Linked DNA regions of Homo sapiens: all the other regions are linked to region 1. The links are chromatin contacts, found by Hi-C or POLR2A ChIA-PET in ENCODE. All regions are on one chromosome and are shown on one strand. The core of a region is the stretch at or near the end of the contact, and the rest is flanking DNA. Distances in the headings are between cores, read along the strand shown.

Region 1 (5,964 bases), core at 1,732-4,231:
TTTGATAAGAAGCGTTTTCGAGTTGGGCACACGATGTGGATTCGATTCTTCTAACAACGTGGTTGTGGCGCAGTCTCTCCCCTCGTCGCGGGATTCAGAATCCTGGCGAAAACCCGAACAGGTGGCAACGCTCAGCAGTCAAATTTGGAGCCGAAGGCCCCAAGGAGGAGGCCTGGAAATGTCAGGGCCTGTTCTCCTTCCCATCAGTGCTGTGCCGCCCACCTCTGGCCCCGAGGTGCGGGGACGTGCGGCACCATACCTAGGCGGAGCTCCCGCAGGAGGCGCAGCAGGAGGGAAGCGCCACTGCAGTCCCCTCTCGCCTGGGAGGGCAGCCTGGTTTCTCCCTGTGGCCATCTTAAAGCCACCACCTCTGTGCCTCTCGCCACCTGCCTTCAGGGTTCCAGCAGCAGGGAGCCACCATCTGCTCTGGCGAGGGAGCTGAAGCTCACCCACCCAACTTCTCCGGGCTGGCTGCCGCTGGTAAGCTGCTCTAGGTGAGGCACTTGGGGAAGTATTACCTGTGGAGAGCCAGGATAGGCATTGCCAGGGCTGGCACCTGAGGGTGGACAGCATCTGAAGAGAGGCAAGTGGGAACTTGGTTTTCCCAAACTCTTGAAACTCCTTGTCAAGTGAGCAGACAGTTGTTTGGGACAATTGGAAAGTGTCACCCCTTGCCCATCCTCTGCTGTGCCTAATCGCCTGCCACTTTGCAGCCCTTGGAGGGCAGGGAGAGGGATTGTGGACTGGGCGCCCCTCCGCCTTCTCTGGAGAAGGCCATTCTGTTAGGGAACTGCTCACCCTTATTCTCCTCTCCCTGTTCCTCTCATCTGCTCTCATCTCTACATCAGTCAGAGGTTGAAACTCCTCGCCACAGTCCACTCTCCATCTCCATCCCTACCCCATCAATAAGCCCTTCCCCCACCATCTCAAGACACTGGAATGCAGGTAGGGAGAGGCCCCCAGAGGGAGTATTTGAGAATTTGCTCCCCTGTCCCTTGCCTCAACTACTCTCAGTTGCATCTTAATTCCTAGAATTACTTCCTCTTCCCTCCACTCCTGGAGTCCTCTTTCTACCTTCAGTATAAGGTCAGGCAAACATTTTGGGGGGCCCTGGGATGTGTGTGACAGTAGAACGGTCTTGATTCCTTGCTAAAATGGCTTCCCAAGTCAGTAGGGACCAGGACAGAGAAGGGAGAGTAAGTAAACAGGTCTATGGCATTTTCTGCTGAGTGTTTGCCCAGCACAGCCCCCAAATTGACCAGCAGTGTCCTGTTTGCATGACAGCTTAGAGGTGGTCTCTGCAGTGACTCACCTCCCTTTCTCTTTTCTTCCTTCTCTTTACCTCAAAGGCCAGGTTTCTAAGCATTGTAAGTACCCAACATAGCAAGGGGATAGGATTGCAGGAGGTAGTTTCTTAAATGTGGGGTGGGAGAAACATTTTTGTCCTTTGAAGCCCCATGGCACCTTGTCAAGGAGCAAGGAACACACTTTTGCTTGGGAGGCCCGGACACAGGCACAAGACTGCAATTATAGAGGATAAACGAAAAACTGTTCTCTTAGGCTAAGCTCTCTTATGGATGGTAAAAAGCCGTTTTCTTCTCCTGAGTGCCCTGCCTAGCCTGGCATTCTTTTCCTTCCATGTCTGAGGGGGTTTACCCTCAGACAGGTTCTCCTTCCCCTCTGCAGCCCTGGTTGTCTTCATTCTTCAAGGGCCACTTTACAGGGACATGGAACAGGCTCCACTAAAGTGGTGTCCTCTTATTGCTCTTGGCCCTGAGGACATATGAAGATTGTGAAAGTCAGAGATCCTCTCTTCCCTTGGTTTTCATGGGAGACAGTAGAGAGCTGAGGGTTCCCCAGTTGTTCAGCTGTGGGATCCAACTGGCCCGGGCTGTACCCAAGGGGCACTGCCACAGTGCACCACTAACATCTCTTTTCTGGATCCTTTTGAGGCAGATTCTGTTTAGAGGGGTCTAGGTCTCTACAGGCAACCTCCAACAGATACCATAAGAATAGACCACTTTGTAGTCACACTTATCATCCCTTATTGCAGTTTCTGTTTACATGTTTGTCTACCCTCCTAGGCTGATTACCGTGGGGGGGAGAATCCAACTTACTTATCTTGTATCTTATCTAGCAGTGCCTGCCACATAGTGGGCAGTCAGGGAATGCTTGATGAAGGAAAGAGGATGTAAAGCGATTGTGTCTTTCCGTGTGCGGGGTGCAATTACATTTATACTATTAAGTCTTTATATTTTGAGTCTGTCCCTCTAACGGTAGACCTGTATTTTTCTGCATTTGTGCACCTGCTTAAGCTGCCTGAGCATGCCCTCATCTCTGAACAGCAAAGATAATCAATACCGAGGGGTATGCAGTGGAGTAATCCACACCCCACCCCCTTTCCCTTGCTCAGGCAAGGGTACTTAGAGACGCTACTGAAACTATCTTTAGCCACAGCGATTCCTAAGTATTCCCATTAAGAAAGACGCCAGCAGTCCGCCACACACTTACACGTGCATATCCCTGACATAGGATTCCCAAATCCTGGCCGCTGAAGGGCGGGAGGCGTGTGCCCGGCCTCAGACTACTATAAATTGCGAAATGACAAACCTGCTTTGGGTCCCAGTCTCTGCGTGCCCGAGTGCGCACCCGCGATTCGAGCAGCTTAAGCCCTACTCCCTCCTCCTTCCCAAATCAGCCACCGTGGGCCACGGCTACGCTATGCTTTATTCCTAAGCGAATCTCGCACAAATCTCGAGGCATATTTTGTACAAGGGGACACTGGCCGCGCGCATCGCAATCGCATCTCAGCGACAGAAGCGGTCACGTGCCTTGGCGCGCTTCCGCACCGCCCCTTCCCGCGCACTCGCACGCGCACGCGCACACGCGCCCATACGGCTCCAATCCCTTCAACCTTCTGCGCGCTTCCGCCTTCATGCTAGCAACGCCCGCAGTGACGCGCAGGCCCCGCCCCCTCCCGCGCGCCTCCCGGAAGTGGCCGGTCCAGAGCTGTGGGGTGGCCTCCGCGCGGTCTCTGGCGGAGTCGGGGAATCGGATCAAGGCGAGAGGATCCGGCAGGGAAGGAGCTTCGGGGCCGGGGGTTGGGCCGCACATTTACGTGCGCGAAGCGGAGTGGACCGGGAGCTGGTGACGATGGCGGGGCCGCAGCCCCTGGCGCTGCAACTGGAACAGTTGTTGAACCCGCGACCAAGCGAGGCGGACCCTGAAGCGGACCCCGAGGAAGGTGAGGCCGGACTGGGGCAGGCCACGTGCGGAGCGGTGGGCCAGGCCCTGTGGGGCAAGGGGGCGGCGTGGGAGGGGCGTGCGCGAGGCCGCCGGGCCTGCGCTCCTTCGCTTGGCGCAGAGGAACGTCGCCTCCCGCGAGGGTGGTCCCGGCCTCGGGAGGAGGGCTTCGGCTTCTTTTCACACGCACTCGAAACTTGGTGCTCGGCTGGATGGGCGGAACAGATCGAGGGCTCAGGCCGAGAGGAGCTGGTCTTCAGGTTTACTTGCTCCAGGCCTGTTGGAGGGAGCCAGAGAGTCTGCTAGCAAGTTGGAAGTTAGCTTTGAGGATGCCCTTTCTGGTATTGCGTTAGAAAGGAGGAGAAGAAAGTCGCATGTTTTTAATTCAGGTTGCCCTTCAAAACTAAGTTGGAGACTGATGGAAGGATTTTCTGGTGCTGTTTAAGTCTCTTGAAGTCTCAAGACACTTGTTCAGTGGCTGACGACTGAGACTCCTGTTCTGTAAGCTGATGTTCAGAGTCTAGCTGGGAGTAATCCCGCTTTAGACTTGAGTCGGAAGTGTGAGAAAGGGATAATAAGGAGGGATAAATGCGAGTGCTGAACCGTATCTTAGGAAGATCAGTTGAAGAAACTCGGGACTGTTTAGCCAGAATAAGCAAAGAAAACTCCCCAAAGAATGGGACAGAGTGAGGGGAGAACGTGATGACTGATTTAAGATATTGGAGCGACTGTCACACATTGAAGAGGAATTCAACTAGTTTGATAGGATCCAAGTCATAGAAATAGATCCCACTAGTAGATGCCAGGAGTCAACTTTCTGTTTAGAAACAGCAGTAAGACAGTGTTCTACTTTGGGAGAGAGTGAATTTCCTATTCCTGGAAGTTGGTGGGGATTTCGTAAAGGACGTTCAACTATGAGATAAATGGGTCGACCAGGGTTCCCGTTAAAGTTTCTGCTAACCTGGAGATTCTGTTTACTTTTCCCTCTCCCCCGACAGCCACTGCTGCCAGGGTGATTGACAGGTTTGATGAAGGGGAAGATGGGGAAGGTGATTTCCTAGTAGTGGGTAGCATTAGAAAACTGGCATCAGCCTCCCTCTTGGACACGGACAAAAGGTATTGCGGCAAAACCACCTCTAGAAAAGCATGGAATGAAGACCATTGGGAGCAGACTCTGCCAGGATCGTCTGGTGAGTAGACATTTTTGAATGGAACTCTTCTCTTCCCTAATTTTTTCAGGGTTAAAATCCTCCGGTCATCCCCCATGATCTTTGCAAGAGTAGTCTGCGGATCTTTTTTTTGAGACAGAGTTTGGCTCTTGTTGCCCAGGCTGGAGTGTGATGGCGCCATCTCGGCTCACCGCAACCTCCACCTCTGGAGTTCAAGCGAGGCTCCTGCCTCAGCCTCCCGAGTAGCTGGGATTACAGGCATGCACCACCACGCCCGGCTAATTTTGTATTTTTAGTAGAGACGGGGTTTGTCCATGTTGGTCAGGCACCCCTATCTGTTATCTTAGGAGAGACCATTGATTTGGTATTAGAAAGGGTCTTAGAGGTTACTTCATTTCACTTCATAAGGAATCTAAAGCCCAGAGTGATTAAGTTGCTATACTCCTTATGTTCGGACTAATGGCTCACCCTACAGTGGAGTGACAGAGAAGGCAGTGCATTTTGGCTACTGGAGAGGGTTATGAGCTGAAAAACCACTGTGTCTGATGAACATGTTATCCTTGAATTGTGACCCCTGACCTTTGGTTTTCCAGGACTTGCATTGAAGCACTGTGTGATATTAGTTATTTGTGAAACTCATTTTTTGCCATTCTAAAAAATCACATAATCCTTCTCTTCCCTGCAAAAGAGTTAGGAGTCTGTGCGCTTATAGTTTTAAAGAATTGTAAATTTCTCAGAGTGGAAGAAGGGGCTAGATATGGTGATTATTGGGAGAATGTCATTTGTTTTCCTTTAGAAAGGTCAGGGGTGTCATGTTGAGAATCCACAGATAATATAAAAGGAACTATCATTTAGGTTATGATATCTATGATTTAGTCCTTGATGTAGTTCTGGGAGCTCCTGATAAGCTCATTTCATATTCTTTGCCTAGAGACTGATAAAGGGACCAATCATGAGACAAATATGATAATATTTATTGAGTTCTTACCATGCGTCAGGCACTGAGTTTAGCTCTATAATTTAAGTTCTAAGAGCCTGGGACACAGTAAGTCCTCAAAAAAAAAATTATAAAATTACCTGGAATTAGACAGATTTTTATAAAAAATTATCACCATTATCACTACATGTGTCACCTAATTTAATCCTCCCAATTGCGCAGGAAGTTATTACTACTTAGCCCCATTTTACAGATAAGGAAATCGAGGGGCAAATTGGTTACATAAGTTTGCTCAAGGTCATATAGTTAGTAAGTGGAAGAAACATGATTCAAATGTAGGCTGTCTGACTCCAAGATGTACACTCTAGTAAACTCTGTATGAATGTTTCTTAATCTGAGAAATGGCGTACATTCAAAGAATTTAAATAATAATTTCTGTTTACTGTTTTGGCACTTAGTTTTTGTATTTATATTTTTGGCAGCTTTGTGTCTTAAGTTTATATATACCTTTTTAAAGAAGCGCTGAAGACCTGTCACGCTTTCCTAAAATCTTTATTTTATTGAAGAAAGTTTTTGGAAACTGGTCCCTCTATCTTAGAATCATACTTGAAACAC
Region 2 (5,964 bases), core at 1,030-3,529, 1.5 Mb before region 1:
ATGTCTAGAAGAGTATATCCTAGATTTTCTTCTAGAACTTTTATAGTTCGTGGTCTTACATTTCAGTCTTAATTTTGAGTTAATTTTTGTATATGGTGAGAGACAGGGATCCAGTTTCATTCTTCTGCATATGGTTAGCTATTTATTGAATAGGGTGTCCTTTCTCCATTGGTTATTTTGGTGGACTTTATCAAAGATGAGTTGGTTGTAGGTGTGAAGCTTTATTTCAGGGGTCTTTATTCTGTTCCATTGGTCTACGTGTCTATTTTTGTATCAGTACTATGTTTTGGTTACTGTAGCCTTGAAGTATAGCTTGAAATGCAGTAATGTGGTGTAAGGCTCCCTATCCTGTTTTGTTCTTTTTGTTTAGGATTGCCTTGGCTATTCAGGCTCTTTTTTGGTTGCATACAAATTTTAAATCATTTTTTCTAATTCTGTGAAAAATGACATTGGTAATTTCATAGGAATAGCATTGAATCTGTAGATTGTTTTGGGGAGTGTGAACATTTTAATGATACTGATTCTTCCAACACATGAGCATGGAGTGCTTTTGCATTTGTTTGTGTCGTCTATGATTTCTTTCAGCAGTGTTTCATAGTTCTCCTCGTAAAGTTCTTTCACCTCCTTGATTAGCCCCTGCTCTCCAATTCTTCTTGCAGCCTCTGTAACTGGAGTCCTGTCCCCTTTCCTCCCAGCCCAACTTCCTGCACTGTCTGTATCAGGCCTTGCCCTGGATGAACCCTTTTGGCTCACCCACCATACACAGAAGGTGACAGAAATCACATCTCACCCTCAGATTGCTTAAGGAGGGTACGCATACCACTGGGAAACTTGGAACCCATGGGAGCTGCAGTTGAGCCACCTTATAGAGGACCGAGCACTTGTGGACTAGCCTGGGATCCTGGCCACCCGAGTCCAACACCTGCAGCCATGTAAAACTTTCCATGGTTCAAAACCTCAGGCTTCAGGCATACATCTGGAACACAATGCTAAAATTAAATAAATAAATAAATAAAAACGAGCTGAGGACTGAGCCGACCAAATCTCTAGGGCCTAAAACTCACTGGCCTCCCTTAAACCTTGGGTCTAGGTTTACAGGTTAGATGTTTCCACTGAAATCCTTTATACTTTTGACTATAGGGGAAATTCTATCAGACCTGAACTCATGATTTAGGCTATGTTGTTGGCTATCTTTAATGGGAATGGGGGTGGCATTCATATCTCCTTAGAGTTATGCCAGAACAACAGGTTAGTAAGAACTGCAACCCACAAGGGTGGGACAGGAGGCAGAAGAGCTACCTCCTGGGGAGCAAAAAGCATAGAGCGTGATTTGCCGTCTTCGGATACCACTTTGCATTTAGTTCGGAACAGCACTGCTTTCACCCTTTCCCTCTTCTAGATGATAAACCAGCAGCGCAAGAGGGTGCTTGGTTTTTCTTTCAGGATCTAGGGCGCAGTTCGTCAGTGCCTGGTCACATTTCACCTAAATAACCCATTCCCCAACTCCCTGAATGCTCAGGACTCCAGGAGGGTGGGCAACCCCCATCCGATGGACACCTGCCAAGTCTGGCCTGTCCATACAGCACTCCCCACTTCTCCAGCTCTGCACCAACACCTCACGGGCTTGAGCCACCGCGCCCGGCCGCCCTGCGGCTTTTTAAGGCGCTCCCCAGCCCACGCACGGGCGGAAGTTTTGTCATCTACAGCTTTCAAGTCCTCCATTGCTAAGTCTACAACAGCCTGCGGTTTTGACAGACATTGCTACAGAGACAGGAGCCAACTTTCCCAGAAGGGAGAGAAAGCAGCCTCGGGTCTCCCCGAGATCGGTGGGGTTGCTCTGGCAGCGCCCCACCTCGTCCCGGAGCCCACGGACCACCCCCCCCGGACCCCCGGAATAAGAAACGGAGGCTGGAAGGTTTGGCAGTGGAGCGGGACGAATTTATCTGCCAGCAATTCCCTGGAAACAGGATTCCTTGCAGGCGCTGTGCCAGCGCGGGCCCTTAAGCAACTGAAAGTTAAACGCCCACGTGAATAGCTCTGAGGGATCACGGAGAAGTTCTCGTTTCGTCTGTACCTATTTGTATTTTCTAAGGCGAAAAAAAAGTTATTTAAAGAAAAAGAGAACGAACCTGGCGAGGTCCATGTCTGCGCACTCTTCACCAAGTAGGGGGACCTGAGTTCTTTTCCACTTTCCTGCTCTCCGCGTCCGTGTGCGGCTAGCCCCTCGCTCAGCTGCATTTCTATCGGGCACTCGACTCCCCGGAAGTGGTGGCACCGCACGCGCTGTTATCGACTCTGCGCCTTTGGAAACGGTGTGTCTGCGAATCCAACGACGGGCGCGGTGACTCACGCCTGTAATCCCAGCACTTTGGGAGGCTGAGGAGGGTGGATCACCAGCTTAGGAGATAGAGACCATCCTGGCTAACATGGTGAAAACCCGTCTCTACTAAAAATACAAAAAAATTAGCCGGGCATGGTAGCGGGCGCCTGTAGTCCCAGCTACTCGGGAGGCTGAGGCAGGAGAATGGCGTGAACCCCGGAGGCGCAGCTTGCAGTGAGCCGAGATCGTGCCACTACGCTCCAGCCTGGGCGACAGAGCAAGACTCCGTCTCAAAAAAAAATTGACGAAGGACCAAACCCCTAAAGGGGTGACATTCCAGCTTGACTCGTATCCCAGAGCAGCCCTGCTGTCCCCTTGCTTGAAAGCGCAGTTGACGCCAGAAACCGGGGGAGAGCAGCTACTAATGCACAGGGGAGGAGGGAGGTGCGAGGAGCGGGTTGCTCTCAGAGAGACAGAGTTGAACAACTACCCCTTGCGGTGTAGGAAGTATCTTGCGGCCTTCTAGGCCAATTAGTTGGCTTCGAACAGTCCAGTGGCTCCTCTAACTGGATACAGCCCTCCTGTCACGTTGCTTTCGTGGGGCCCTTGTTATGGTAATTACGATAATACACGTTTCTCCAGCCCACACGTCTAAGAACTGTTGCGAGAACCCATACTTTTTGAAATGCACACAGGCCAAAATGACTCACTAACTGAGGAGTTCACCAGTCTGAATTGCCCTTTCTCCCTAGCTCCATCCCACTCCGGACTCAATTAAGGGCCTGCCGTTGGAAGTCCCATCTAGAATCTTAAGGTACAGGCAGAGTACTTCTTCACACTGAATGAGCACATGCATTGAAAGTATATAGCTGGCCGGGCGCGGTGGCTCAGGACTGTAATCCCAGCACTTTGGGAGGCAGAGGCGGGCGGATCACCTGAGGTCAGGAGTTTGAGACCAGCCTGGCCAACATGAAGAAATCCCGTCTCTACTAAAAATACAAAAATTAGCCGGGCGTGGTGGCACGCGCCTGTAATCCCAGCTACTCGGGAGGCTGAGGCAATAGAGTCTCTTGAACCGGGGAGGCGGAAGTTGCAGTGAGCCCAGATCCCGCCACTGCACTCCAGCCTAGGCGACAGAGCGAGACTTTGCCTCAAAAACAAAACAAAACAAAAGTACATAGCCGTGCTTTTCTTCATTTCATCTGATTCTCACGCCAGCTCTAAGGAAACAGCTTCACTGAAGTGAGGAAACTCTTCTTCAGTCACTGACTTACAAAATGGTAGTGCAGGGATTTTCCCAGACCACCAAGAAGGCATCCAAGAAGTAAGCAAAAAAGATTACGACGTCGTTCCTATACCGTGGCAGTGGCTCACGCCTATTATCCCAGCACTTTGAGCGGAGGAGACAGGAAGGTCGCTTGACCCCAGGACTTCAGGACTAGCCTGGCAATATAAGGAGACGTCATCTCTACAAATAATTTTTTAAAATAACCGGGCGTGGTGGCAGTGCACTTGTGGTCCCAGCTACTAAGGAGGCTATGGTGGGAGGATCACTTGAACTTGGGCTGTTGAGGCTGCAGTGAGCCGTGATCAGGCTACTGCACTCCAGCCTGAGCGACAGAGTGAAACCCTGTCCGTATATATATGTACATATATATATGTAAAATGAATGCAGCAATATACCCCCCAAAATTATATTAAGACCAACAGAGGTTTACTCTCGGTATCCAAGAGTGATTTAGATGTGAAAATCAATCGGCCTATTCACTGCATTAATGAAAAAAGGAACATCACATGATCATTTCAATAGATACCGAAAAAGCATTTGACTCTTGAAAGTTATCCTCAGAAAGAATACATATGACGTCTGCACTTATTCCATAGATCAAAACAAGTCACCTTGCCAAGCCTAATATCAATGGGGCAGAAAACTGTCATCTACTTCCGGAGAGGAACACCAACCTTGTGGAATATTATGACAGTTTATACAGCACAGCATCTTATGCTCCAAGTGGGACAAAAATCCCACAACCAGTCATGATTTTTAAAAAGAACCCTTAGCAAATTGGGAATAGAAAGAAATATCCGACATCCAGATCCTCACCACGAACACTTCCACCACCTCCTGTTCCCTCTCCCTCCAAAGCGGCGCCGTAGCCACCGGCCCCCTCCTCCCCAGTGCCCCAGGCGCGGAGCAGACCGCCGGCAACCTCCTCTACACCACGCCGCAGGGACCCTCCAGCAGAGCCGGGCTGCTGCAGCCACCAGCGCTGGGACGAGGCGGCAGTGGCCCTCTGGCAAAGTGAAGTCTGGAGCTAGGAGAAAGCGGTCATCAGTACCTCTCGGATGGTTCAAAAACCCCCAAGGGCAAAGGAAGAGCTGCACTAAGAAGTCCAGATACTCCAAAAACTCCAAAATCTACCTCAGAAAAAACACGGTACGATAGTCTCTTGATCTGCTCACCAAGAAGTTCATTCAGCTCCTGAACCAGTCACCCGATGGGGTCTTGGTTTTGAACAAGGCAGCGGAAGTGCTAAAAGTGCAAAATAGAAGGATTTATGATATCACCAAAGCTCTGAAAGGCATCCATCTCATTAAGAAGAAGTCTAAAAATAACGTCCAGTGGATGGGTTGCAGTCTGTCTGCGGATGGGGGCATGCTGACCCAGTGTCAAGGCCTGTCAAAAGAAATGACCAAGCTCACTCAGGAAGAGAAGAAATTAGATGAACTGATCCCAAGCTGCACGCTGGACCTCAAACTATTAACCGAGGATTCAGATCGTCAAAGGTTAGCTTACGTTACATATCAACATATTCGAAAAATTAGTGGCCTTAAAGACCAAACTGTTATAGTTGTGAAAGCCCCTCCAGAAATAAGACTTGAGTGCCTGACTCAATAAGAGAGCCTACAAATACATTTGGCAGGTACCCAAGGGCACATTGAGGTTTACTTATGTCCAGAAGAGACTGAAACACAGTCCAATGACAACAAACAACCAAGACCCCAATGGGAATATCCTTAAACCCACCTCGTTGGTTTCAACCAACTCAGGACATAGCGATTGCTCAATTTCTATGGGAAACCTTTCTCCTCCGGCCTCCCCAGCCAACCTCTTACAGCAGACTGCGGACCAAATTCCTTCTAATCCTCTAGTATGACCATTTGTGAACTTACTGCCTCCCCTGCTGCAAGATGACCATTTGTGAACTTACTGCCTCCCCTGCTGCTCCTCCTGAGCCTCGGGGAGGAGGAAGGCATCAGCGATCTCTTTGATGCCTATGATTTGGAAAAGCTCCCACTGGTGGAAGACTTCAAGTGTAGTTGATTATGCTTCATGTGAACTCTCCTTAAAAACCAATTTTTTTAAATCATGGAACCAGAACATATGTCATGCAATGTTGTCCCTTCCTACTTTCTTCCTCCAGGAGAGTATCATGAAGTAAACTACAAACTTCAGAAGAAAGCTGACATTTTCATGAATTTTTTAAAAATTAATAAACAAATTGTCTAAACGCACAGTTGCAGGCTCCCTTGGGAAAGCCCTGCTTTGCTACAGGCTCCAAGATCTCCTGGCTAGGTCAGCAAGTGAGAAAATGTACAATCAGTTGTCTCTCACCCCGACTTTTCCTTCCTCCTTCCTCCCC
Region 3 (5,964 bases), core at 1,796-4,295, 1.4 Mb after region 1:
AGAAACTCTGTCTCTACTAAAAATACAAAATTAGCTAGGCGTGGTGGCGCATGCCTGTAATCCCAGCTACTTGGGAGGCTGAGGCAGGAGAATCGCTTGAACCTGGCAGGCAGAGGTTGCAGTGAGCCAAGATAGCGCCATTGCACTCCAGCCTGGGCAACAAGAGCAAAATTCCGTCTAAAAAAACAAAACAAAACAAACAAACAAAAACACAAAAGAATGAAATGCTGTCTCAAAACAAACAAACAACCCCCAACACAAATTCAAGTCCTACAAATGCAAAGATACACCCTCTTTGCTTGGAATTTAACTTTCAATGTTTTTTCCAGGATCTGGGCTACGGAAATGGACAATTATGGAAATGGGAAAAGTCTACCCCATGGCTTGCCCTGCCTTAGAAAGAGCTCGCGTGTGTTCCTCTGTACCTCTGTGCACTCCGTGCAAGTAGAGATACTCCAGATAACCCACACAGTCCTCTTCTCCCACGGCCAGGAAAGCAGCTGGACAGCAGAGGGCGATGAAGAGCCAGGGACCTTGCCTGTAATCAGCTTGTAATGGGCTCTGAGGCCAGAGAGTTTCTCAGAGAGAAAGCTGGGGATCTTGGGTAGTCTTCTTAGGCCTCAGGTGTTGTGTGATTCTATAGCAATTTCTCTTCTTTTATTCATTTATCTATATAGAGACACGGTCTTGCTCTGTCACCCAGGCTAGAGTGCAGTGGTGTGATCACAGCTCACTGCAGTCTCCACCTCCTGGGCTCAAGCAATCCTCCTGCCTCAGCCTCCTGAGTAGCTGAGACCACATCTGGGCACACCACCATGCCTGGCTAATTTTAACATTTGTTGTAGAGCCAGAGTGTTGCTATGTTGCCCTGGCTGGCCTTAAACTCCTGGCCTCAAGTGATCCAAGACCTGCCTTGGCCTCCCCAAGCGCTGGAATTACAGACGTGGGTAAACATGCCCCTCTCAATCGCTCTTCTTTTCTTCAGAAACCTGAGTGACACCTGAGAGGCAGCCAGGGGAAGAGAATGAACTATCTGGAGTCAGAGCTGGTTTTGATTTTCACTGCATCCTTTTGAATTGAGTGACTTTAGCTAAATAACTCACTGAGGTTTACTTTGTCTCTTTATGTGTGAGGAAAGATAATTAATTCTGTTGTGCAGAATTTGTCTCAGGAGACTCTTACAGGGCTTAAGGTTGAACAACAATTCCAGGCACTGTCCTTGGCACTGGAGAGTCCCCAAGGGGCAAAAAGCAAACATGGCTTCTGCCCTCATAGAATTTACAGTTTTGTAGGGAGGACAGCTTTTAATCAACTGACCCCACAGACAGATTGCAAATTACACCTGCGCAAGTAAGTGCAACAAAGGAATGATCTCAGAGCCTGGGGAGGAGGAAGGGCCCAGGCAGGGAGATTTCCCTAAGGTAGTGAGGAGTGAGTTCAATCTGAAGGATGAGTAGGAGTTTACTAAGCAAAAAGAGAAAAGTCTTGCAAGAAAAGGGAATAGCTTTTCTTGCCCACATGTATGGGAGCCTGCCGCAAGGTTGATGGGAATGCAGGGAACAGAGAACAAGGTGGAGCTTAGCAGGGGATGTGGCTAGAGAGGCAGGGGTTAGATCACACAGGGGTCAGATCACAAGATCACACATTAGCCTAAGAACAATGGGAAGCCATGAACAATTTTAATCACAGGCTATGAACACATTTCCATTCTGAAAAGGTCCCTCTGGTTGCAGGACTCAACCCTCCACCCTCTTCCCCTCAATGCACCCTCAGGTATTAGAAGTCACTGAGTTCTGCAGCTGATCCTTCCTCCTTTTCCCTTGCATCTCTCAATATCTCCCACTGGGACTATTTCAATGGGCTCCCTGCCTCCAGTCTCACCTCCTCCACACAAAAAGCTTGATCTTATTTGATCCTCACAACATGCCTGCAAGCAAGCAAAATTGCAATCCTTATCCCTGTGTAAAGATAAGAAGGCCGGGCGTGGGCGCGGTGGCTCACGCCTGTAATCCCAGCATTTTGGGAGGCCAAGGCGGGTGGATCACCTGAGGTCAGGAGTTCAAAACTGGCCTGGCCAACATGGTGAAACCCTGTCTCTACTAAGAATACAAAAAATTACCTGGAGCGAGGCAGGAGAATTGCTTGAACCCGGGAGGCAGAGGTTGCAGTGAGCCAAGATAGCGCCATTGCACTCCAGCCTGGGCAATAGAGAAAGATTCCATCTCAACAACAGCAAAAACTTAATGTGTTGTCTGTAGCCGTTACATTATGAATAGCACAAAAATTGAGTAAATATTCTTCCAGTATTTGAAACCGTTTTCTGACTCAGCAAAGAAGTTGCTCCCATCATTGACAATCCAATTAAGTTTTGTCTTTTTCAGTTTTATCAACCAACATTCACCTTTACAATTACACTCCTAGGTCAACTGCAATCACAGTTTGGCTACCCATATAAGAGTTTGGCAAAAATCAATGAAAGCATTCTGTGAGAAAGAGTTATATGGAATTTGCCAATTTACTATTAATTGTAAATTGTGAACTACACATCCTTTATGTCAGTAAAACTTAACGACAAATTTTTGTACCTATATATGTGCATACATTCCCGTTCTCCCCCCAGAGAGCTGGTTGTTACACATTTATCAGTACAGCACTGGGTCTAGAACACGATTCATGTACTGATTCCACAAACATTCACTGGGTGCCAGGCGGACGGAGATACAGATTAATGATGAAATGACTCAGCCAAGGTCACACATCGCAAGCGGCGTAGATGGCAGAACCATATGTGCTCCCAAGGCCAGCGGCGCGCTCCCAGGACCAGACCATGGTTTCCAAGGCCTCTCCACTCTACCGAATGGGATGGCCTGGGCCTGGGCGCCCAGGAAGTGAAAAGCAAGGACCGGGAAAAGAGACCAACGCCAGCCAACAGACAGCTCACCGCCAATAGGGGCCGGGGGCGCGCGCGGCGTCACTCGCCGTGGAGGCCAGCGCGAGCACGCCCTGGGGAAAGTGGCGTGGCTAAGCCCTTCCGGAAGTGACGTCGGCTTGGGGGCGGTGCTCGGCGGTGGCGGAGCGCGGCCTGGGCTCGCGCTGGGCTCCGCGCGCCCCCCGCCCCCCTCTATGAGGCAGAGGCCGCGGCGGCCGTTAGCGCTGTCGCTCCGGGGGCCGCGGCGGGCGGGGCTCCGGCGGGGCCCGGCCTAGTCCCCACCCCAGCCCGGCTCCCAGCCGCCCGCCCTCCCTCCCTCTCCCCGATGCAGGAGGCCGAGCTCCGGGATGGCGAGGCGGCGGCGGCGGCCGCTTCGTACCGCGTCCTGAGCCGCCTCCTTGGCTATGGAGAGGCGGCCCCCGAGCCAGGCCCTCCGCCACCGCCCCCGGGCCATGGCCCCCCGCCGCCACCCTTCCTCGCGCGGCCCGGCCCGCGGGGCTCCCGGCCGCCGCAGCTGATGGTGTTCCGCAACGTGGGTCGGCCGCCGGAGGAGGAGGACGTGGAGGCGGCCCCGGAGCCGGGACCCTCGGAACTGCTGTGTCCCCGGCACCGCTGTGCCCTGGACCCCAAGGCCCTGCCGCCGGGCTTGGCGCTCGAGCGGACCTGGGGCCCGGCGGCTGGACTAGAGGCGCAGTTGGCGGCTCTGGGGCTCGGGCAGCCGGCGGGGCCGGGGGTCAAGACAGTCGGTGGGGGTTGCTGCCCGTGTCCGTGTCCTCCTCAGCCGCCCCCTCCGCAGCCCCAGCCGCCTGCTGCCGCCCCGCAGGCCGGGGAGGACCCCACGGAAACGAGCGACGCGCTGCTGGTCCTGGAGGGCTTGGAATCGGAGGCCGAGAGCCTGGAGACTAACAGCTGCTCGGAAGAGGAGCTCAGCAGCCCGGGTCGCGGAGGAGGAGGGGGCGGCCGGCTTCTGCTGCAGCCCCCAGGCCCTGAATTACCTCCGGTGCCCTTCCCGCTGCAGGACTTGGTCCCTCTGGGGCGCCTGAGTAGAGGGGAGCAGCAGCAGCAGCAGCAGCAGCAACCTCCCCCGCCCCCGCCTCCTCCCGGGCCCCTCCGGCCACTCGCGGGTCCTTCTCGGAAGGGCTCCTTCAAAATCCGCCTCAGTCGCCTCTTTCGCACCAAGAGCTGCAACGGTGGCTCCGGCGGTGGGGATGGGACCGGCAAGAGGCCTTCTGGAGAGCTGGCTGCTTCAGCTGCGAGCCTGACAGACATGGGAGGCTCTGCGGGCCGGGAGCTGGACGCGGGGAGGTGAGACCGGCCGGGGGCTGGCCGACAAACTTCCTTTTCTTGTTTGGTTTCCCTTTTTATCTATTGCTATCGCGATCCTGACAGTTCTTAAGATAGGGTCTTCAGGAGGAGGCAGAGACTTGGGACCAAAGGTGGTAACATCTCGCATAAGGTCAGCGCTAATTGTGGAAACAGCTTTCACTCTTAAAGAGTGCACACTCCGTGACACTTCTCAGCTGGTTTGCATCTGTCTTGTTGGAAGATGGTTTCAGACCATCCTCCCATCCCCATCCTGGCATGGCTTTTTAAGTTTTTCCAAGGCGGCTGTGTGCCATTGTCCCTGGAAGGGAGATTGCTGGAAGTGTTTGGCCTTTGGGGCAAAAAGCTGGTGTTGCACCTTGACCGCCTTGCTTATTCTGTGTACCAGCACCGCACCTCCCTTCACACTCATGCATGCAAATGACAGGAGAATCTTCAAATGCAATTGTAGGCCAGCAATCAATTGGACACCTCTATTCAAAGTTTTACTGTTTTCCTGGTTGTTCCCTTAGATGAACTTGGCATATCAAACTTGGGTGCTGACCACTGTCTCTGAGAATAGAAAATAGCAGACCGGGCACAGTGGCTCACACCTGTAATCCCAGCACTTTGGGAGGCCGAGGAGGGCGGATCACCTGAGCTCAGGAGTTTGAGACCAGCCTGGGCAACATGCGAAACCCCATCTCTACAAAACAAACAAACAAAAAATTAGCCCCCATCTCTACGAAAAAAATACAAAAAATTAGGCGGGAGTGGTCCCAGCTACTCGGGAGGCTGAGGCAGGAGGATCACTTGAGCCCAGGAGGCGGAGGTTGCAGTGAATAGTGATCGTGCCACTGCACTCCAGCTTGCGTGACAGAGTGAGAGCCTGTCTCGAGAAAATAGCTTTGCGCTCTCTCAAAGCCTTTTGAGAATTCTAAGTACCAGTAAGATATAGACAAGGTAGAGACAGGTACATGAGTTCTAGGCCGATTGATGAAAATTCCAAACATAGACGTTGAGTTTTTTTCCTGCATTTCTGAGGGGTGGACTGATCTTCGGCATCCAGTGTTACATCTGTAGCGTTGGTTTACAAAGCTGTCAACTTTGGTGTCAGTGAAATTAGTTACCTTGTAGTAACTGCCATTGTGGTTTGTACTTCTTTGGGTTCTCAGAAAGATTGGAATGGGTTTTGTTGTGGTTTACGTGATGGATTCTTGAGACATACTGGCAGCCATAAACCAAAGCTAAAGAACAGGTATAAATTGATAACCTTACTGTGAACTAAGATCACTTGGGGAGCTTTTTGAAAAGCCTAAGAGTTTGAACTTTTTAAAAGCTCCCCAGTTGATCCTGAACTGGGAACCACTCATCCATAGACTTCTGTTTTCAAGGGAACTTGGGTACTCCAACAAGAAAATGTTGGGTGGATTTGGCTTTCTTGCCCTTTCTGAACAGCTGTGCCATGGGCTTATCTTGGGGATGAGGCCAAATCCAAACTTTCTAAAGAAATCAGTGTGTTGTCCCTTTAGGTAGGCCAGTGTTTCTGCTTTGCCTCCCAGTGAATTCATGCTGGGAGTTCAGATCTTGAAAAGTGGGTGGCTGCTGAAACAGCTTTTTTTGTGGTAGGCTCTGTATTCGATGCTCCACTTACCAGCACAGATGAAATTTTCATCAGATGCAGGGGAGGGCGGGATTAAAGCTATGGGTAATGACATAGGATAGATTGCTAA
Region 4 (5,964 bases), core at 1-2,500, 1.4 Mb before region 1:
GCTTCTCCAGCTTCACTTTCAGATAGGGAAGAAGAACCAGGAACATAATAGATTTCCAAAGCTGCTGCTTTGGGAGACCAGCACTAGCCAATCTCTGAGACTTGTGAGTGTCCCCCATTACAATTCTCTTTAAGCCGTAAAAGTTTTCAGAAAATGAGGCACTGGTTCTAGACAGATAATGTTGCTGGAGCAGAAGATCTAGCAGAGTAAAGATTTCATCAAACCACCTCCACAAGAAGCCATAGTGGGTGGGATTTGATTCTGCAAGAACCTAAAGCAAAATAAAGCAATAAGTGAAATTCATTCCATTACACAAGTTCTACACCTATTTACATTCCCCCTTTTCCTCTAAAGTCTACACAATTTGTTTTAAATAAGTCACTGTTGGACCCTGAAATGCTGGGTATTCAGTACAGGTCTCTACACATAACAGAGACTCAGTAACTCTTAAGTCATGGGATACAAGTTATTTGCAAATTGGCTATTTCAAACGCTAGGCTACCAAATAAGCACAAATTATTCGTTTGTTTTTTACCCAGTTGTCCCTAAAACCTTTCCAAGAATTAATACCTTACCTTGACCACATGCTGAAGAGCGGGTCTCACTGCTGTCATTAAACTGTCCTGTGCTACCACCTCAAAGATGGATGGCTGGTCATCGGCCACAGAAGCAGCTGTGAAGTGAGCCCCGTGCTCAGCCATAGTTTCCTGCGTGTACTGGCTTTCACTTTTCCCACAAACTCTCTCGTGAGCATGAACTTTTTCGGGAGGAAGAGTATCAGATGGGTGCTCAGTCTTAAAGGTAAACTTTCTGCATGATATCTGAAACTCGAAACTCAATCTTATGGGCAAAAATGAACTGGGAAAAAAAGACCTGGAGGCCGAGGGTAGTCTCAAGAAGGTTAAGAACAAAGTTAACTCGGACGTGGGTGGAAGTAGTATGTGGCGAGGGGGTAACTTGTCAAATGCTGCACGTCAGGGCAGAGCGTGACTGTGGGGGACAGGTATGGGGGAAGGAACGCAATCCTCTGGAGCTGCGAACCAGAAACGCCCCCTCCTCCCCAATCGTGAGAGCTCAAAAGCCAGCCGACTCTGAGGATTCAGTCGTGCCACTGTGAGCCCGGGACACAAGGGCTGACTCCAGCTGTTGGCTTTGAGTATCCCCGCCCGCGCCCGTCCTTGCTCGCTGACCCCAGGCGAGGCGCAAACAACCCACGACGCCACGTTTGAAGGGAGGTCTCCGCTTTATGACAGAAGCCGCACCCGGAAATGAAACCACCAGGACCTCTGGGATGCCTGGCGGAAGAGAGGCGCTCTAGTTCCGAATGCGGTCCGGAAACCAGAACTAGAGAACTCTATGACCCACCTGAGCTTCCGCTCCCGCCCCGCTGAAACAGAAGAGGGCCCTTGTGGGCTGGTTTTGGCTAGTTTGGTTTACTTTTCGTAGCTGGGTCTGCATGGTAGCCTCGCTGGAAAGCTACAGCTCTGAACCTCTCTCTGCGAGGTCTTTTTGACAAGCTGTTTGGGGCACCGCGCAGACGTCTGGCGCCGGGAGCCAGAGCTCGGGCCCGTTGCTGAGCCCTGTGTTCCTGCAGGCGATGAAGCTAGGGGCGGTGGGAGGAAGGGAATCTGGAGGTGGAAAGGACTTTGCTGTACGCGTGCGGCAGGGATGGTGGTTAATTTATATGTCTTAGCCTTCCAGAAATGATTTAAAGCGACATAGCAGGAGATAGGAGCCTTAGATTTATTGCCGCCAATTATAAGGAAAGATGATTGGATTGAGAAAGGTTCATGCTTGTTCCTCAGTACTTGAGACGGTTAATTTTCATCCAAGCTGGTAGTTTAACGTCTTCCAGGTTTTGGCTATATTCAAGCATAACTGCATGCACTTGCTATACTGGATGAAAATGGTCTCCATCCTTGAACACAGTTGTATATGTCACCACCAGCGATATGAATACAGTACTAACGCAGAGGGAGCTTTATGAATTGTAACTAGCATGCACTGGGGACACTTGACAGAAAGTTTCCTTTCATGCCGTTTTTATACCAAAATGAATGTGATTTACCTTAAGGTTTGTAAAGTGCTTTTATGTTATGTACAGCTTTGTCTCGCTGAAGTTGGCTGACACAGCCTTATTGAATTTGGATGAGAGTTCCACCTCTCCTCCCTTCCTCTGGGAAGTGCCACCTCTGGGCTAAATAGCTGGGAATAGAAGGTATTGTTTACTGCCCTAGAGGCCCTTATGTTATAAAAATAATTGGTTTGCATAATGAGAACCCTCAAAAACAAGGTTTGGATTTAGTTATTCCAATAGGAGAGAAAACCTTACAAATTGTCCTTAATTATAGTTATAAAAAGTGTTTTTTACTCTACCAAAAGACATTATATTGATATATGATTTTTACCTTACAGAGTTTTAAGACTAGACATAGTTTATCCATATGAAGCACCTGGATACATATTAGGTGCTTGTTTAATAGTAACTGTTATGTACAAGCTTTTCTTAAGTGAATAGCAAAAATACAAAGTTGAGAGGTAGCATCAACTAAATCAAGCAGGAAATTAAACATTTTTGTCACTTAGGGATCTTTGGTTACAAGCAACAGAAACAAACAGGCTAATTTAAACTAAAACGGAATTTATTAGAAGTGTATGGAGTAGCTCACAAAATAAGTAAAGCCAGCCCTGAAAGAACAGGAACTTAACAATACTATTGGGACTGCCTAACAGGAATTAGAAGTTCTTATCCAGGCAACGTTGTTGCAGTGAACGAGCTTCCACCAATTTCTGTTTGTGACTCTGCTCGTGATACAAATTTTGACTGACCTCTCTTGGTTCAAGTTCCCTCTCCACCCTGTCTTTCACTCTTAGCCAGGGGAAGGCAGGATGTCTTGATTGATAGTCCCATGGAAGTACTCCAAAAGTTAACTAAACGTATGGCATAAGAACGCCTATAATCCCAGCACTTTGGGAGGCCGAGGCGGGTGGATCACCTGAGGTCAAGAGGTCATGACCAGCCTGACCAACATGGAGAAACCCAGTCTGTACTAGAAATACAAAAAATTAGCTGGGTGTGGTGGCACATACCTGTAATCCCAGCTACTCGGGAGGCTGAGGCAGGAGAATCGCTTGAACCCTGGAAGCGGAGGTTGTGGTGAGCCGAGATTGCACCATTGCACTCCAGCCTGGGTAACTGAGCGAGACTCCATCTCCAGAAAAAAGAAAAGAAAAAGGAAAGGTAGGGCCTGGTATGGTGGCTCATACCTGTAATCCCAGCACTTTGGGAGGCTGAGACGGGTGGATCACGAAGTCAGGAGTTTGAGACCGGCCCAGCCGACATGGTGAAAACCCATCTCTACTAAAAATACAAAAATTAGCTTGGAATGATGGTGCATGGTGGTGGATGTCTGTTATCCCAGCTACTCTGGAGGCTGAGGCAGGAGAATCACTTGAACCCGGGAGGTGGAGGTTGCAGTGAGCCGAGGTCACACCACTGCACTCCAGCCTGGGGGACAGAGTGAGACTCTGTCTCAAAAAAAAAAAGAAAACAGAAATTTGCAACTCGAATAAGAGGTCTGGGAGGCCCAAATCTTTTAGACGTGATAATCGGAATGCCCTTCTGAGGACATAACAAAGGCCTAAATTATGAGGAGCCAGCCATATGAGGAGTTGGGGAAAAGAATATTAGGCAGAAGGAAGAGTATTGTGAAGACCCTAAGGTGGGAAAGAGCTTGGTGTGTTTGAGGGCTATTATAACTGGCAAAAGGTGAAATGATGAGGAAATGAGCAGTAACTGAAAAGCACAAAATGATGTTAGAGAGGTAGACAGGCCAAACCATGCAGGGACTCACAGGCCATGGGAACAACCCTGGATTTTAGCCCAAGTGCAATGGGAAGCCAATGAAGGATTCACACACCAGAGATGTGTGATCAGGTATATATATAAACAAATATATATATATATATATATATATATATATATATATATATATACAAATATATATATAATATATACAAATATATATAATATATATACAAATATATATAAAATATATATACAAATATATATAAAAATATATATACAAATATATAATATATACAAATATATATAATATATAATAAATAAAATATATAAATATATAATATATATTTATATATTTGTATATATTATATATTTGTATATATATTTGTGTATATATACATATATTAAAAAATATATATATATATATTTTTTTTTTTTTGAAACAGAGTTTTACTCTTGTTGCCCAGGCTGGAGTGCAATGGCATGATGACTCACTGCAACCGCCGCCTCCTGTGTTCAAGCGATTCTCCTGCCACGGCCTCCCAAGTAGCTGGGATTACAGGCGCCCGCCAACATGCCCGGCTAATTTTTGTATTTTTAGTAGAGATGGGGTTTCACCATGTTGGCCAGGCTGGTCTTGAACTCCTGGCCTTGTGATCTGCCCACCTTGGCCTCCCAAAGTGCTAGGATTACAGGCGTGAGCCACCGTGCCTGGCCAGGTTTATATTTTTTTAAAGATGTCTCTGATGGTTTTGTGGGTATGCAGTATTTATATCAAGCTTTACATTTATGATATATGCACATTTTTGTTTTTGTTTTTGTTTTCTTGAGATAGAGTCTGGCTCTGTAGCCCAGGCTGGAGTGCAGTGGCACAGTCTCGGCTCACTGCAACCTCCACCTCCCGGGTTCAAGTGATTCTCCCACCTCAGACCCCCCGGAGTAGCTGGGACTACATGCATGTGCCACCACACCCGGCTAATTTTTGTATTTTTAGTAGAGACAGGGTTTTGCCATGTTGGCCAGGCTGGTCTCAAACTCCTGGCCTCAAGTGATCCCCCTGCCTCAGCCTCCCAAAGTGCTGGGATTACGGGTGTGAGCCACCACATCAGGCCAGATATGCACATTTTTAAATGTATGTTATACATCCAAAAAAGTTAAACAACCTGGCCACTACGTGGAGAATGGTAGAGAGAAGACTTATAGCCTTCTAATAGTCTAGGCAAAAGGTGATGGTGGATTTATGAGATTGAATAGAGGGAGTTGGATGGCTTGGAGTTGTTGTTTTTTTTTTTTTTTTTTTTTTTTTTGAGACAGTCTTGCTCTGTTGCCCAGGATGGAGTGCAGTGGCGCAATCTCGGCTCACTGCAACCTCTGCCTCCCGGGTTCAAGCAGTTCTGTACCTCAGCCTCCCGAGTAGCTGAGATTACAGGCGCCCACCACAACGCCTGGCTAATTTTAGTAGAGACGGGGTTTCATCATCTTGGCCAGGCTGGTCACGAACTCCTGACTTTGTGATCCACCTGCCTTGGCCTCCCAAAGTGCTGGGATTACAGGTGTGAGCCACAGCGCCCAGCTACGGCTTTGAGATTTTAAAGGTAGAATTGACAACTGGAGATGGATTGGATGTGGCAGTTGAAGGAAAGGGAAATCAGGAATGACCCCTAGGTTTCTGGCTTGAGCAGCTCAGTGCAATTTATTAAAATAATCACAATTACAGGAAATAGTTCCATAGTCCATGCTATATGCCAGCCATAGTTCTAAGTGCTTTACATTTAATTTATTTCATTGTTCAATATTATGATTAGATGTTACTATCTTCCTCCATTTTATAGATGAGAAAACCAAAGAAAGCACATAGATGGAGGAAACTGGGGGAAGAATAGCTTTCAAACATGTTAGGCAATGAGAAGTTGATGAAAGTTTTTGAACAGCAGAGAGGTATGAATCAAAGCTCTTAAATATTTTTCTTTTTCTTTTTTTTTCCTTTTCCTTTTTTTTTTTTTTTTTTTTTTTTTTTTTTTTTTTTTTTTTGAGATGGAGTCTTACTTTATTGCCCAGGCTGCAGTGTAGTGGTGTGATTTCGGCTCACTGCAACCTCCTCCTCTCAGGTTCAAGTAATTCTCCTGCCTCAGCCTCCCTAGTACCTGAGACTACAGGCA

The links. A loop is a pair of places that touch in the nucleus more often than their neighbours do. ChIA-PET counts read pairs that join two places held with the same protein, here RNA polymerase II (POLR2A). Pooled maps may share reads with other maps.
Region 2: a pooled map shows a loop between it and region 1 (4-fold over the local background). The contact joins the enhancer-like site here to the promoter of AATF in region 1. A Hi-C loop is called at or near these places in 1 of 168 maps with a recorded cell type or tissue (CD14-positive monocyte), 1 of 37 single-sample maps with no recorded cell type and 4 of 50 pooled maps.
Region 3: a map of B cell shows a loop between it and region 1 (17-fold over the local background). The contact joins the promoter of SOCS7 here to the promoter of AATF in region 1. A Hi-C loop is called at or near these places in 2 of 168 maps with a recorded cell type or tissue (B cell and CD8-positive, alpha-beta T cell) and 7 of 50 pooled maps. POLR2A ChIA-PET finds 5 or more read pairs at or near these places in 1 of 52 experiments (activated CD4-positive, alpha-beta T cell).
Region 4: a map of B cell shows a loop between it and region 1 (21-fold over the local background). The contact joins the promoter of PEX12 here to the promoter of AATF in region 1. A Hi-C loop is called at or near these places in 3 of 168 maps with a recorded cell type or tissue (B cell, CD8-positive, alpha-beta T cell and naive thymus-derived CD4-positive, alpha-beta T cell) and 10 of 50 pooled maps.

What each region holds. Positions count from the first base shown.
Region 1 is chr17:36,945,973-36,951,936 of GRCh38, forward strand. It overlaps AATF (apoptosis antagonizing transcription factor), which reads left to right and starts at 2,982. Exons shown (of 12, transcript NM_012138.4): 1 at 2,982-3,244; 2 at 4,242-4,433. The coding sequence starts at 3,154.
Region 2 is chr17:35,485,597-35,491,560 of GRCh38, forward strand. All of the region lies in intron 2 of SLFN12L (schlafen family member 12 like), which reads right to left. It also overlaps the pseudogene E2F3P1. Among named protein-coding and RNA genes, the nearest start is that of SLFN13, 40 kb to the left of the region's middle. RefSeq lists an enhancer at 1,580-1,859 and a silencer at 4,374-4,668. Within about 2 kb of position 2,280, at least 21 of the 41 ENCODE cell types and tissues checked have a DNase peak (open chromatin) inside an H3K27ac peak, as active enhancers do; they include CD14-positive monocyte, where a contact is called at or near this core.
Region 3 is chr17:38,348,799-38,354,762 of GRCh38, forward strand. It overlaps SOCS7 (suppressor of cytokine signaling 7), which reads left to right and starts at 3,046. Exons shown (of 10, transcript NM_014598.4): 1 at 3,046-4,234. The coding sequence starts at 3,255. LOC124903991 (a long non-coding RNA gene) reads right to left here and starts at 2,198. Exons shown (of 2, transcript XR_007065738.1): 1 at 2,120-2,198; 2 at 1,661-1,927.
Region 4 is chr17:35,577,321-35,583,284 of GRCh38, forward strand. It overlaps PEX12 (peroxisomal biogenesis factor 12), which reads right to left and starts at 1,251. Exons shown (of 3, transcript NM_000286.3): 1 at 576-1,251; 2 at 1-271. The coding sequence starts at 701. RefSeq lists an enhancer at 515-1,330.